2 separate regions of the Homo sapiens genome follow, and region 2 is linked to region 1. Evidence: chromatin loops called from intact Hi-C (ENCODE). Cell type or tissue: PC-9. All regions are shown on one strand.

What was found. Peaks named below come from ENCODE experiments on the same cell type or tissue, not always from the same donor. Only the 100,000 strongest peaks of a DNase experiment are listed, where the experiment ranks them.
Region 2: a loop joins it to region 1, with 14 times the contacts of the local background. A loop is called at or near these places in 4 of 110 quality-filtered maps.

What each region holds. Positions count from the first base shown.
Region 1 is chr1:93,751,556-93,759,555 of GRCh38, reverse strand. It overlaps a transcript of BCAR3 not described here. Among named protein-coding and RNA genes, the nearest start is that of BCAR3, 74 kb to the right of the region's middle. RefSeq lists an enhancer at 5,169-5,463. In PC-9, CTCF peaks have their summits at 577 and 779; DNase peaks (open chromatin) are centred at 405, 3,975 and 4,915; H3K4me3 peaks cover 720 bases; H3K27ac peaks cover 6,312 bases.
Region 2 is chr1:93,633,944-93,641,943 of GRCh38, reverse strand. All of the region lies in intron 3 of BCAR3 (BCAR3 adaptor protein, NSP family member), which reads left to right. Among named protein-coding and RNA genes, the nearest start is that of BCAR3, 44 kb to the left of the region's middle. RefSeq lists enhancers at 1,893-2,528, 4,535-5,093, 5,094-5,652 and a silencer at 2,657-2,951. In PC-9, no CTCF peak of the experiment used is centred here; DNase peaks (open chromatin) are centred at 2,793 and 3,313; H3K27ac peaks cover 4,336 bases.

The sequences.
Region 1 (8,000 bases):
GAAACTTAAAAAGCAAAAATTGCTTGTGAGGCCCCAATGGTACTCTCTGCTCCACACACTCCTTCCCCTAGCACCCATAGAGGCCGCTTGGTAACACAGCCAGGTGCCACCTCTGGTGCTGTCTGGCAGACAGCCTTCCAGCCAAGAACTACTCCTGCCCCTCCTGAATGCCCAGCTCAGTGTGGTGCTGCAGTTACCCTTGGCCAGTGTTACTTAGGAAATTAGCCGGACACTGGAGGGTTAAAAACCTCTCTCTTTTTTGTGAAGGGTAGAGAAAGAGAGATCTTTCCTGTCTATACTATGCTTAGCTTTCGGCGCCTTCCTGTTATCATAATGGTTTTTTGTTGGTGGCAAAAGCCTTTTCAGACCAGTGAGGCAATATTTCACCCTTGGCCACACTTTAAACATTGTTGTCAGGGGCCGGCTAACTGTGCCGCAGGATGTGGGTTGCATCAGCCTGTGATGTATGCTTGTGAGGTTAGTTTGGGGATAATGACTGGCTGGGGTTATACCTAATTTTGCACAATAGTGTTGGGAGAGGGATAACAGGGTGCTAAGAGTTATACACTGAATGCTCTTGGCTAGGAAATGCAGGCCCAGAACCTTCCACCATTCCCTGGCATCTGGCCAACCAGCCCCCTGATGGCCTGAGAAAGGTTCACAGTGCAGACAGCTGGACTTTTCTCCTATTCGGTTCTCTAACAGCCTCTCCTCAGTTGCCACCCACTGTCCCTCCTCCCAAATGCAATAGAAAAATAAAGATAGGTGGCAGTGATACCCAGGGGGTGAACACAGAGCAGAGAACCACACTGGACCTGATAAAGTGACTTGGTGAACGCTGATAGGCAGACATCACTCCTAGCTTTGGTCAGTATTTCTCAGTTCCCAAGAACATTTCTCAGCTATTCTCCTCACCCAGTGCCTATGAGTCTGCTATGCTTTAAAAATGACATACACTAGGAAGTGCAAAGCAGAGTAAGGTTGTAATCACCTTTGAGAATCTAGTGAAAGTGTCATAGATTTAGACCATCATAGAACTGGCTCCCGATTAGGGGTGTTTTCCAGACCAACTCTTTGTCTGCACTGGAACTCTCCTGTTAGGCTTAAGCTGGTCGTCTGGGCTCCATCTACAAGATGGCAGCCAGTTCTTCTTCACACTGGGTCTGCCCTGCAGCTTCCAGCTGACACTTGTTCTTTTCCAGCCACTGGCAGGGCTCCCTGGAAACTCTTCTTTGTCCTCCCCTGGCCCTGTATCCTGATGGATCAGGCCAAGGCGTTGACCTAGAGCAGTGCAGACCAGAGGCCGCAGCTTTATACTCCTCTTTCTCTGGTCTCTGACAGGTACAAATGCTAGGCAGGCTGCCCTCATCTCCCTTATGAACCAAGACACTAGTCCTCCTGACTTCGGGAGTGCTGCCTGCTGATGGGTCGGTCCTTCCCTGGGAGTTGCCTTCAGCCAGTGGGAGCTGCCTCCCAAAAGTTACATGCCCCAGGCACAAGTGGACGATGCAGCAGTACCAAGGGCTCCTCCTTTCCCTCCATTCAAGATATCTCTGAAGGGCCAACTTGGCTTCAGAGCTCCCCGTGAGATCAGTTGAGGCCTCTAGTACGATTTTGCACTACTCAACCTTGTGTCCGAGCCTCCTTTCTCTCCCTCATGGGTATTGTTCCCAAGAGCACATTTGCATGTAAATTTCCTTCTCAAAGTCTGTTTCCCAGACAACCTGACCCATGGCACTTAGAAATAATGGGCAAGAGGCTGCCAGCACAGAGGCCAGCATGTGCATTCTGCAGGCTACTCTCACACCAGCAAGGAAGCTGTGTGGTGGGAGAAGCAATGCCTGGAGACTGTACACCCAAGAGATTGGGAGGGTGATGAATGAATGACCCAGAGGAGGAAGAGTTGACTCTGGAGGATGCCTGCCTAGCCCTCTGCAACCCATGCAGGATTGCCTTTTCCCAATTGAAGGAAGAGGAGAAAAAATGAAGTGCAGAGGAGTCGTGATGCTCGCTGAAGGGTCAACTATTTATACAACAGTTAACCCAACACATATTGCAAAATGATCTTACTCCTTGTTGCCTAGGCAAACTTCCCTCCCAGTCATTGCTTCTCTCCCTTGAAAGTTGGCCTCGGAATTGGTGCAGCGAGACTTCCCAGCAGCTGTCTCAGTGGAGTGAGATGTGAACGCAAAGTGGACATCAGAGAAAAGAGAAAATGGGGGGAGCTGCTGTCTGCTCCACTCCTCTGTGGGAGAAGAGTGGTGTGGAGGAGAGAGGTCATCAGGTAGGCCTGGCCCAACTTCTTTGGCCGGGCTTCAGCCCCCAGGCCCCATGATTGTGTGCCCCTTTTGGAAGACCACTCCTCACTATAACAGAAGACAGGAGTAAAGGTCTTCCTCTTTGCACCTCAACATGGATTCCAGAGGCTAAAACACACTAACCTGCCCATCAGACCCAGAACAGACCCCAACCGGCAGAGACTTTCCTACTGTGGGAGCTGAACTGGAACTGCAGCTAGTCAGGGGACATGCCTGCAGGTCCTCCCCACCCCTCCCTAACTCCAAAGAGGCCAGTCCAGCTCAGCATCTCTGCCTTTTCCATTCCAGGCAACTCTAGAAGCCTAGAGTGTAAATTTTGTAAGGCCAGGCACCCCCACATTTGGGGATAACCATTACATAGCACTTGGCACAGCAGCCATAGGAATGCCAGGGACTAGTCATCAAAGCCATGAGACTCTCTGAGTGCTGTTGATGCCAAAAATCACTCTAACCCTTCCCAGAGGCTGCACCTGGGCATTCCCTGGAGTGTTCCTTATGGAGCATGGACAGTGGGCACAGACACACTTCTTTCCAAATGGAATATTGCCTCTTAGGAACTAACCAAGGCCCTTTCAGTTTCTGTTAAGGTTTTTGTTCAAAAGTAATTTTTAAAAATGTTTTATAACCATTTTAATTGGAATTGGAAAATTAGCACATATACTGACTTGCTTTATCAGCTTTTCCCCCACCTTTTAAGAGATCCCAGAGAATAGGAGAAATGAAATGCAAAATTTACAAGAACTTGTATAACATAAAGTGGTGCTGGGCTCTTCGGTTAGTCACCAGGGTGGTTCCTGGCATGAAGCACCAGCCATTCGTGTCCCATGCAAAGGAGGGTTCTGGACGACTTCAGGGTGGTGGGGTGTTGATTATTAGACCAGGGAGTGGTATTACAGAGATAGAATGGCTTGGGAAGGGGTTAAGAGTGAACACTCCAATAACAGCCTTTGGGTGACCCTGGGCCAACCATTGTTTTCTAAGAGAAGGGGAACCCAAGCCACCAAGGGCACTAACACACAAGGGGGAAAGAAAACAATTCTAGACCACTGCATGCAATTAAAGAGCAGCTTAATTTGGTTCTTTTAGGTTATAGATCACTCTCAAATCCTGCTTATCAGTTCTGTGCATTTTGTCTGTGCTATTGGCAGTTCTCCACAATTCACTGAAATTGTCAGAGGCTCTAGACAGGAGAGCCACAAAGCCCATGAAACTGGGGACGTATTCTCCCCACTCTTACTTGTCAAGAGCAGGTGAACTTCAGTAGCAAGCTGGCTCCTGCTGTGGGAATTTCCACTCTGTTTGGCTTGAGCCCTGGAGTCAGTGTGACTCCAGATAACCTCGAGATGGGACACAACAAAAAATTTAAATGATACAAAAGTCCCTGTCATTAGATATTATCTTAGATAATTTTAAGTGATTAAATGTTTCCTCCCTTTTGCATGCACGCACACACATGCACACGCACACGTACAACACACACATACCTCTTCACTCTATATCTTTTTATATATAGTCGTGTGTAGCTTAATGATGGGGATACATTTGGAAAAATGCATTATTAGGTGATTTTATCATTGTGCAAACATCATAAAGTGCACTTACACAAACCTAGATGGTATAACCTGCTGCATACCTCTGCTATAGACTATAGCCTATTGTTCCTAGGCTACAAACCTTTACAGCATGTTACTGTACTGAATACTGTAGGCAACTGCATCAGAATGCTAAGTATTTGTGTATCTAAACATGTCTGAACATAGAAAAGATACAGTAGAGCTACAATATAAAGATTTAAAATGGTACACCTGTATAGGGCACTTACCATGAATGGAGCTTGCAGGACTGGAAGTTGTTCTGGGTGAGTCAGTGAGTGAGTGGTGAGTGAATGTGAAGGCCTAGGACATTACTGTGCACTACTGAGGACTTTATAAACACTGTACACTCAGGCTACACTAAATTTATTTTAAAACTTTATTTTTCTTTCTTCAATAATACATTAACTTTTTAACTTTATAAATGTTTTATTTTTTTAACTTTTTTGATTCTTTCATAACACAACACACAAACATGTTATACAGCTATGCAAAAATATTTTCTTTATATTCATATTTGTTAAGCTTTTTTCTATTTTTAAAATTTTTTACTTAATATTTTTAGTTTTTAAGTTTTTTGTTTTGTTAAAAACTAAGACACAAGCACACACGATTAGCCTCAGCCTAGGCAGGGTCAGGATGATCAGCATCACTGTGTTTCACCTCCACATCTTGTCCCACTGGAAGGTCTTCAGGGGCAACATACATGGAGCTGTCCTCTCCTAGGATAACAGTACCTTCTTCTGGAATACCTCCTGAAGCAACTGCCTGAGGCTGTTTTACAGTTAACTTTTTTTTAGTAGGGGTACACTCTAAAATAACATAAAATTATAGTATAATAAACACATAAACAAGTATCATAGTCATTTATTATCATCAATTATGGAGTACTCTACATAATTGTATGTGCTAGGCTTCTCTATGACTGGCAGTGCAATATGTTTGTTTACACCAGCATCACCACAAACATGTGAGGAATGCACTGCACTGCGATGTTACCACAGCTATGACATCACTAGACAACAGGAATTTTTCAGCTCCATTATAATCTTATGGGACCACTGTCATATATGTGAGTCATCATTGACTGTATATATTTCTGATTCTTCATCTGCACAATGGAGATAAAAAAGTAAGTCTGGCTCAATTTCACCTCTGAGATATGTTTTGTGGGTCAAACCATATTATGCAAGCTCTCCAAAAAGATGAAGTGCTGTAGAAATGGAAGGTATTTCCACTAAAAACCATAATTTCATCATTTGTTATCTGATTACTCTCTCTCTTGCCCTTTGTGTTCAGGGAACAATGGAGGCCTGCGATTTGGAGTTAAACTCTCAGTGATCTCTGTGTTGACAACACCAAAGCTAGAGGAATCCAGTAGGATGTGGGCATGGTTTTCCCGGAAGGCTGACTGAGCAGTTCTGCAAATGTTTGCAAGTACAGGGCAGAATTTCATCCAGCCTCAGAACCTTGAGCCAAGACTCAGCATCAGCAAAGCCAAAAGTTTCATTTCTTCGACTGTGGGAGTGCTAGTCCCAACCTTTAGATGGCCATTCAGTTTTAAGTTCAATAAGCATTTTGATTGAGAAATACTTTGCTGAGGAGTGAAAAGTCCTTGGCTTTGAAAGACGAATGATGAGCAGTTCAGTGGCCCATGTCACAGTCCAGGCACCTGCCAAAGGTGACTCCCTGGGAGGAGCATCTTAGTCACAGAGCCAGTGCCTGCTGTAGGTGTGCAGAAGGGTGCATGTGTGTGTGTGTGTGTGTGTGTGTATGTGTACGTGTACATGTGTGTTGGGGGAAGGGAGCAAGGTTGTGGGAGCATTTCTTATCTGCTCTTCTCTGCAAGATTTCCTGTGATTTAAGTCACATTAAAGTACCCATAAGCCCGTAATGCAAAAGAACCCCAAAACCAGCCCAGCAGCCAACCATGGCAGCAAGTAGATGCTCTGGTCTTTAGATAGTCAGAAATGACACTTCTGGGCTCTCAGGCAGTCAGTGGGTTGAGCTCCCCATTAAAGTCCCCCTGCCAAGTCTGGAATAGTCCTAGTCCCGTGTGTGTGTGTGTGTGTGTGTGTGTGTGTGTGTGTGTGTGTGTGTGTACCCGCGTGCATATGCGCGCATGCAGTGCAGGGTCTGCATACCTAAAGCAGATGAAATTCTGCAGAATGGCTGCCTCACTAGACAAAGTCAAGAAGACAGACCGAGGAGAGAGAGGTTGATGTGTCTCCACTACCAAGAGATAGGCTTCTCTAAGCCAGCGAGACATCCCATCCAACAATATGAAACTGGCCACATTTCCTTGAGATGTCAACGTTGAAAGTGTAGCTGCATCTTTATTCTTCACTGTTATGAAGTTGGGTGCAACACAGCTTGAGTGGAATACAAAAACACCGCTTGGAAACACATGATCTGGATTTGAATCGCAGCTGTATCATTCACCTGCTATAGACTTTGAGCAAGACCTCTCTGAGGTTATTTCTTCACAGTAGGTAGAGACAAGACTTACTTCAAAGGTTCTTAAAGTTGAACCTGAGTCAATGAATGCAAAAGTGTTCACATTTAAACTGTAATTTTAAAGCACAATACAAGTAAATAGCATTAATATCATTAGAGAGATTAACTTAGCACTGTGCGTCACATGATTCATCACGGGCCATCTGTGAGATATCAAATAGAGAGGTGAAGCCTGCAGTAATAAAAAATACTGCCATAGCTATAACCAGTGTACTCTTCTCTTCCTAAACAAACAACAAACAAATCTTGCCAGAGTCAAAAGGCAACAGTTTCGACTGCTTTTTCTGTTTTCTTGAAAGACAGAAGTCAAGCTTAGTCCCTTCTCTATGAGAAATGGTGAAGGAGGCACTCTCTTTGTTAGAGCTATGGAGTGTGGCCATGTGTGGATCAAGCCAACGTCCTGCCTTCACTGGGCTCACAGACAACACTCACAAATGTCACAGAGCTCAGATCACCCCTCTCCAACACTTTTTCCTTCATCAAAGAAAGTGCGTCCAAATGCAAATGAGAGCAATGATACCGTATGCATACCCATGAATCCACTCTTTGCTCATTCTTATTTTGAATGCACTCCTATTTCAAACCTTTGGTACTTCCTATTATTGATAACAAATTACTTCACAACCGATTGACATGTGATGGCACAACTGAAAGTCAAGATTGAGGACAAATGTCTGCAGCCGTGGGTGGGGGCAGGAATTTGTTTTATGCATCTTAGTATTTCCAATGCCCAGGTAGATGCTCATTGCTGACTTGAATTGGCCCTAGCCTGGGAAGGAGAAACCTCACAGCTCCCTACCCATGAGCTCTGGGGCCATTCCTAATGCAGAGGGGCTAGTTGGGTAGTCATAGCCCTTTTAGGAGCATCACAGTCATGACAAGAGACCAGAAATGGCCTCTACAGGAGATTTCAATGTAGGACAAACCAGCTCCCTTCACACTCTGTGGTAGTGACAGTTTTAAGTGGAGGAGTAAGTGCCCAGCTTCTTTCATGCCTGCCTTTGAAGAGGGTGGCCTCTTGCCAGCAAGAAGTGTCTGAGGTTTGGGTGGGTGAGAGCTGGATGAAATGAGTGTGTAGGTGGTACTGCCCAGGGAATAAATGTGAAAAGCCAAAGCAAACCTTCAAGTGCACAGCAAAGAGATGCATTCTCAGCTGTGTTCCTAAAGACATTCAAAATCACATGCGTCTATCTGGGTCATGTGGGCGGATCTGTAACCCAGGGCATCCACAGATACCAGAGCCAAAGCTGGCATGGCTGTTCCCCGCCAGGCTGGGGAGGCCTTGCCAGGGCAGCAGCCCCAGCCACACGCCCTTGTGTTGGAGCAGTCTGGAGGCTGCCAGCCTGTGGGGCTGGCTGAGAGCACCAGCATGTGGGGAATCTTCTAGATAATTTGTCACAAGTGTGCTAATGGCTCTGGGGGCCAAGAGGAAAGGGGTGATACAGCATGTTTGGAGACTGGAATGTGTAAATGAGTTGCTCTGTGAATTATTTGATATTTTCTCCCTGCAGTTTAGAAGAAAACTAGGTCCGATGGGCTTGGCCAAGGTTTATGAGGCAAAGCAGGGCTTCTG
Region 2 (8,000 bases), 120 kb after region 1:
ACACTAAGAGGGATAAATAGATGACAAATGATTTTGTGTAGTTCAGGTCACATTTTGCCACCAAATGAGTTTGCTGCCAAGTAAGGTTTTTTTAATGTTAGTGTTCAGAGTTTTTTGGATTTTGGAATGTAGATGAGGAATTGTGGACCCATATTTACCTTCAGTGGAGGACCGAAGGCTCCCTGAGATTTTATGAGTCATCTTTTCCATTCCAACAGCCACCCTCTTGTTCAGGGCTAATCTGGGGCCAAGTAGTAATATTAGGTACTTAGTTACTTTCCAGCCGGACTGGCGGTCAATGCTTCTAAGTATTCAACCCTTCTAAATAATGTATTTCTTCGGAGCAGGAAGAAAAGATGCTTTTCACTTCTTCCCTCTGCCTCCGCATTTTCCAGTGTTGCTGTTTGCTTTATTTTCTTTTATTTTTGAAACTGTATTCTGTCACCTCCTACAGAAGAAAGAAGTCTGATTCTCACATTTGGTTTCTTGGATTTATGACAACATACTTATTTTTTGGGAGAAATCGTAGCAAGAGTTAGAGTTTAGAATCAGGAGTCTCATTCCACCTTCGCTATCCCAAAGGCAGCAGCATCCTAGTTTCAGAGTATGTAGGCATGTCGCTTTTGTGTGTACCCATGCCTTCCCCCAGAGTTCTGCCATTTCCTCCCTCTTTAAAAGACCAGAGGATGGACGGAAGAGGAGGAAGCTCCAGTAGAACCACTTGGCCACTTGGGGCGGTCGTAGTGAGGTTTGTTGGAATGGAGGTGGATATTCTTTTTTCCCATCTCTTATACCTGAATGACAACTGAGCTGTGTTTTCATGGGAGAAAATGTATAATCCTAAACCTGCAGGGCTACCACACCAGAATCTGGCCAGAGCTTTATAAATATGTATCTGTGTCCCTCCCGGATGCATCACATGTTTTGTGCAGGTTGTGCATTGCAAAGTATTAGAGGATGCTATTTGCATAGACTGTGATATGACTTAACAAAAAATGCACTCTAGAATTCTGCAGTGTGTAACAACAGCTCTTTAAAAATCACTCCATGCCTTGTTTCAGAAATTGGCTATCTCCTACCACGGGCCAGTCTGGCTGTGCTCAGCAAGTGTACTGCCTTCTTCTTACTCCAATACCAGTTTTTTCTTTTACAAAAGTCTAAACCCTTTTAAGATAATTTGGTAGTGCATTCTCAAGCTAAATATAGAGGATTTTGGAATGGCCTGTTTAGGTATTATGCAAGCTATTGCATCTCATTTATGAATATCAATCATTGTGAGTTGAGTGGTATTGACAAAGAAGAGATATTGGAGTTGTCAGTGGCTTCTGTTTATCTGGGCTCTCTTTGCCTTCTCCTGACAGTGAGATGTGATGGAACTGCTCTTTGAGGTTCAGAGGGTTCTCCTTTTCAAGAACTTGTTGAGGTATTCCGAAGGGTACCCTTTCCTCCTAACTTGATCTGAATCTAGTCAGAGCCTTATAAATCATGTGTCTGTATCCTTCCTGAATGCACCACTTTTTTTTTTCTTTCTCACTTCACCCTTGGTTTAGAGGGATGGTTTGGGAATGTGTTGAGCCAATGTAGGGTATGTATTTTCATTTGCCTCTATGGACACTAAGGCTCTGAAAGCACATTCATAGAGGTCTCTGACGTAAAGGTCCAAGGGGACCCAGGGACCCATCTTCTTGGGTTGGGTCTGTTGTAGCACTTCTCACACTTAGTTGCCCTGTGGAGCCGGGCTGACCAGTGCCAGGAAGGCCTCATAAGTTGATGCCAGCTGGTGCCTCATGGCTGGAGATAAATCAAGGGAGGTGAGAGAGTTGCAGCTAAACTGAGGTGCAGTTTGACCCCCTTAACTTCTTATCTACAATCCGCTTGTGCACTTAATGCCTCTTGAGCTTGGAGAAAAGTAGTTCTATGTGAATTATGTTGTGTCATAAAGGCCCCTTCCAGTAGGTTCAGATTCATTGGCCGAAAAAAACAAGCATCAAGAAGCCAAATTTTAGGATCCATTTTGACTCCAGAATAGGGGGAGTCTTATCCTATCCTGAGTCTCATCCAGGCAGGGGAAGCACCCAGTTGTGGCCAACAGACAGCAGTCCAAATACTGGCAGGAGCTCCAGCCCCAGGTCTCCCTCCCTCCCTGTGTCTTTAAATGCTGCTCCCCTGCTGGGTGCGGTGGCTCACACCTGTAATCCCAGCACTTTGGGAGGCCGAGGTGGGCAGATCACCCGAGGTCAGGAGTTCGAGACCAGCCTGGCCAACATGGTGAAACCCTGTCTCTACTAAAAATACAAAAATTAGCCGGGTGTGGTGGCGGGCATCTGTAATCCTAGCTACTCGGGAGGCTGAGGCAGGAGAATTGCTTGAACCTGGGAGGCGGAGGTTGCAGTGAGCTGAAGTCGCACGATTGCACTGCAGCCTGGGTGACAAGAGTGAGACTCCATCTCAAAAAAAAAAAAAAAAAATGCTGCTCCCCTCCCCATCGGAGACTTTCCAACCATCTTCCCTTGGTTTTTTCAGTGCCCAGATAGAAGAGAGAGGTCTGGGACTGCCTCCTGCCTCCTTGGGTCTGGGAGAGACAAGGTTCTGAGGCTGACCCTCATAGCTCGTGGGGCGAGGGGACTGCAGTGTCATGGCAGGAGAGAGCTGGGTGGAGGAAGAATCCAACATTCAGCTCTGGCAGTTTGTATGTGTGTCCTCCTAGCACCGTGCACCGTTTGTGTTGCAGTACATTCATGCCAGGTGAAAGGGGACCGGTTTCTCGGTTGCTTAGCTACCGGTCGTTCATCCCAAGTGGAATGGAGGAAAATATGCATGGCTGGGAAGCCCCAGGGCTGTTGGGCAGCTCTTTTACCTTGTCCAGCAGGCTGGCCTCCTGCTGGGACTCCTGACAGCACCAAGACCCCAAAGGCTCAATTTGATATTTGGATGTGAGAGGAAAATAAATTGCAGATCCAAAGTAGTCCAGGGATTTGGGGAATCTCATTCCTCACTGTTTCCGTCTCTTTAATTCTGGCACTTACAGGAGAGAATTTTGTTTTTTTTCACATTTTTCCTAACCTTCTCTCCTCACAATTTTTTCCCCCCACAGTAGCTCAGAACATGATCATCTTGATAGTTTGGTTTTAACTTTTGTCTAATCATGAGGTCCTTTTCTGTGGTCAAACGTAATTGATTCTGTTTCCCTGCATTGAAAGGAAAGATTTCTTCCAGGTTGGAAAGCTGAACCCTCCAGAGTGGCTCCACCTTCCTCCTGCTGTTTACCATGTAGCTAGTGACTTCGGTTCCTGGCGTACAGCTCTGGAATTTTCCTCTGCGTACCTAGCATACCTTACCCTAGATAAAACCAAACATTTTTTTTTAATAGGAGGAAATATCTTTTAGAGCCAATAACCCTAGGCAAAATTATGAAGTAGAATTTTATCTCTATACTGCTCAACCTACTCACTGCCCCATTGCACTTGCCCAGATTTTTACTTCGTTAAAACACAATTACACTGTGTCCAGTTTCTTAGATCACTATCAAGTAGTTGCTTAGAAAATTTGATAAAATAGTAGTGCTAAAATGTTAATAAATGATAACAGCTCCATGTGTTCCCCTTCCCAGATAGCTGTCCAACAGAGATTCACATCCCCTGAGACCCCCCACCCCAGGGAGGGAGCTGGGTCCACACTCTGGTTCTTTTTGTTTTGAGACAGAGTCTTGCTCTGTTGCCCAGGCTGGAGTACAGTGGCGCAATCTTGGCTCACTGCAACCTCCGCCTCTCAGGTTCAAGCGATTATCCTGCCTCAGCCTCCCGAGTAGCTGGAACTACAGGCGTCTGCCACCACAGCTGGCTAATTTTTTGTATTTTTAGTAGAGATGGGGTTTCACCGTATTAGCCAGGATGGTCTCGATCTCCTGACCTTGTGATCCACTCACCTCGGCCTCCCAAAGTGCTGGGATTACAGGCGTGAGCCACCGCGCCCCAGCCCACACTTTTGTTCTAATTAGCAATGTGACCCTGGATTTGCCACCTGCTCTCTGTGGGTTCCATTGTCCCCACGATAGAAACCTTGGAGTGGGCTATTGTTCCTTCTAGCTTACGTTTATAGGATTCTCCATGCCTAGAATAGGCTGGAGAGGAAAATCTTGTAGCCAGTGGTAAGGAGTTCTTAATTGTGCGATATCCCTGTTGATCCTAAGATTGCCGTATTGATTGGAACAGGATACCATTTCATGTTGTATCTTGGATATGAAGACCAAGGTCATGATGGATCATAACTGCCACCACCATGTTCCCAGAAGAGTGGAAGTTACCCCAGCACTCCTGCATTGCTCTGTGATCCATTATGGTTCACTTCTGTAACCCCCTTTCAACCTATGAAGCCTAGGCTCACTTCCACTCTTTATCACTCTCTTCCTTTTATTTTCCCCTGGAACTGCATCTTTAAGCTTCAGAAGTTGCCCCCACAACCAGCACTAAATATAAATGTATATTATCTCCTCTGGGTGCGATGGCTCATGTCTGTAATCCCAGCACTTTGGGAGCCCGAGGTGGGTGGATCGCCTGAGGTCAGGAGTTCGAGACCAGCCTGACCAACATGGTGAAGCCCCGACTCTACTAAAAATACAAAAATTAGCTGGGCATGGTGGCAGGCACCTCAGGAGGCTGGAGCAGGAGAATCGCTTGAACCTGGGGGGCGGAGGTTGCAGTGAGCCGAGATTGGGCCATTGCACTCCAGCCTGGGCAACAGAGCAAGACTCGTCTCAAAAAAAAAAAAATTTTACATTTTCTCCTTCCCCTTTATACCTATATTCCTTTTAGCCTCAAGACTAGTGCTGCTTTGTTTGTTTTGTTTTTTGAGACAGGGGCTTACTCTGTTGCCCAGGCTGGAGTGCAGTAGCAGGATCATAGCTCACTGAAGCTTTGAACTCCTCGGCTCAAGCAATCCTCCCACCTCAGCCCCCTCAGGTAACTGGGACCACAGATGACCACCACCATGCCTAATTTTTTTTTATTTTTTGTAGAAACAGGGTCTCACTATGTTGCCCAGGCTTGCCTCGAACTCTTGGCCTCAAGTGATACTCCTGCCTCAGCCTCCCGAAGTGCTGGGATCACAGATATGAGCCACCATGCTGGGCCAAGACTAATTCTTTTTGGCCTCTTCACACACCAGCCCTACAGTTATTTTAGTAAAGAGTTCTTTTCTAGGGGTGGTTTAAGCTGTAGTTTTTTAAGGGAGGAAGTGATTGGCTAGGGCAGGGCTGGGTGATTTTTCTTTTAGAAGAAGTGTTTATTATACATTTTCCATTTTAAAATAAATTGTCCTCAAAAAAGTTACATTAGAAAATATGGTGAAGTAGAAAAAAATATTGGAATGCCTGTTTTTTTTGTTTTTTTTTTTCAAATTAGCCATGAATAGGCAAGTGTTTTTTTGTGGCCAGGCTGTAAACAGCACGCTTGCCCGCCTGTGGACAAAGGCCTGCTCTCCAGGCTACCGCAGTGAGGAAGTGTCAGGACGGAATGCAACCTTTTGTTCCTGGCTAGATTCCTAGTGAACGCATGTCCTCTTTCTTTTGTAGTCAGCCTTGGTGGGTTCTTGTTAGACCCACTGTGAGCTGTAATAGAATGACCTACAGTCTCTGAGCTTGTTGCGCAGGTTAGGAGAAGAAAGGACAAGGCTGCAGCTGTTATCCTGAGTGGGGACAGAGCCCTGCAGCTTCTCCCTTCACAGTGCAGATGACCCCAGAGAAACTCAGGAAGCTGTCCTTTCTGGGGTCAATGCTCTGAAAATTCTCCTTCCCCAAGGGTCTTCTAGGTCTATAGACGTTACAGGCCATCCAAGGCTCAGATCTCAGCAAGGCCATTTCCTGCAGCCGGCTGGGGATATATTAGGTCACCCAGCATATTTAAAAAGGAGTAATTATGCAAATTCCAATGCCAAGAATAAGTGCCCTGGCTGCCGGAGACCTCAGTGGAGAAGGGGTGATGTGACTTCAGCTCCCTTTTTGTGCTCAAGATGGCTGCAGCCATGGTCACAATTAAATAGCTGTCTTTGAGAGAAGCCTTTTCTTCCAGCAGGAAAGCAGGCCAGTCTGCTCTGAATTAGCCAGCTCACAAAGCCATGAAAGGGACTTACAAAAACAATGGCACGCTGTACATTCCATGAGATTTTAACAAGTTATATGAACCAAATAATGGGCCGATTGGCTGGCTCTGCAGGTTTTTGCCTGAGTGTGCACATTGGCAGAGCCAGCGCCATCCCCTGTGGGACCAGAGATCAAACACCGCCAGCAGTGAATGTAAAACAGCCCTGGCCCGCTCTGGGGCCCACATGCAGAGGGACGAAAGGGAGCTCCCATCCAACTTCTTCCACTCCACCCCAAAAACATTCTCTGCAAATATTCTTGGGAGGTTCGGTGTTACTACAGTTATTAAAAATGCTGAGGTAGGATGTTCCCACATCCTAGGTATGGATGACAGTCTCCCTCATTCAGTGGAATCTTATCCTTCAGGTCTATGAAAATGTGGCCATTTATAAAGAGTAAAACCTTATGAAAACACATGTCCGTATAAAAGTCTATATGCATGTTTATAGTGACATTATTCGTAATTGACAAAAACAAAAACTGGAGACAACCCCAAAGTCCTTCAACTGGAAAAAAGTAGTACACCCATATAATGGCATATTATTTAACCTTAAAGAGGAATGGACTTTTATTTACTTATTTTTTTAAGAAACAGGGTCTCATTCTGTTGCCCAGGCTGGAGTTCAGTGGTGCAATCATAGCTCACTGTAACCTCAAACTTCTGGTCTCGGGTGATCCTCCCACCTCACTGAGTAGCTAGGACTCCAGGCACTCACTACCACACCCAGCTAACTTGTTTATTTTTTGTAGAGATGGGGTCTCCCTGTGTGCTTGGGCTGGTCTCGAACTCTGGCCTTCCTCCTGCCTTGGCCTCCCAAAGTGCTGGGATTACATGTGTGAGCCACTGCTTCCAGCCTAGGAGTGGACTGTTGATATACGCAGAAACACACATTGTGTTAGTCTGTTTTCGTGCTGCTGATAAAGACATACCCGAGACTGGGCAATTTACAAAAGAAAAAGGTTTATTGAACTTACAGTTCCATATGGCTGGGGAGGCCTCACAATCATGGTGGAAGGTGAAAGGCACATCTCACATGGCAGCAGACAAGAGAAGAGAGCTTGTGCAGGGAAACTCCGTTTTTTTTTTGTTGTTGTTGTTGTTGTTGTTGTTTTGAGACAGAGTCTCACTGTGTTGCCCTGGCTGGAGTGCAGTGGCATGATCTTGACTCATTGCAACCTCCACTTCCTCGGTTCAAGCAATTCTCCTCCCTCAGCTTCCCAAGTAGCTGGGATTATAGGCCTGGGCCACCATGCCCAGCTAATTTTTTTTGTATTTTTAGTAGAGGTGGGGTTTTGCCACGTTGGCCAGCCTGGTCTCGCACTCCTGACCTCAAATGATCCACCCACCTCGACCTCCCAAAGTGCTGGGATTATAGGCATGAGCCACTGCGCCCAGCCAAAACTCCCCATTTTAAACATCAGATCTCATGAGACTTATTCACTATCATGAGAACAGCATGGGAAAGACCTGCCCCCATGATTCAATTACCTCCCACCAGGTCCCTCCCACAACACATGGGAATTCAAGATGAGATTTGGGTGGGGACACAGCCAAACCATATCATGGGTGAATCTTGAATACATTACGTTGAGTGAAAGTAGACAGTCTCAAAGGCTACGTACTCTAAAATTACATTTGTATGATATTCTGGAAAAGGCAAAACTTATAGTGACAGAAAACAAATAAATGGTTGAAAAGAGGTTGGAGAAGAGATGAAGTACACCAAGGAGCTTCCAGGGATGATAGAAATAGAAATATCGTGATTGTAGTGGTAGTTACCCAACTGGGGTTGGCTGTCAGTGCTCATGGAATTGTACTGAAAAGGGTGACTTTTGCTGAATGCAAATTATACCCAATAAGCCT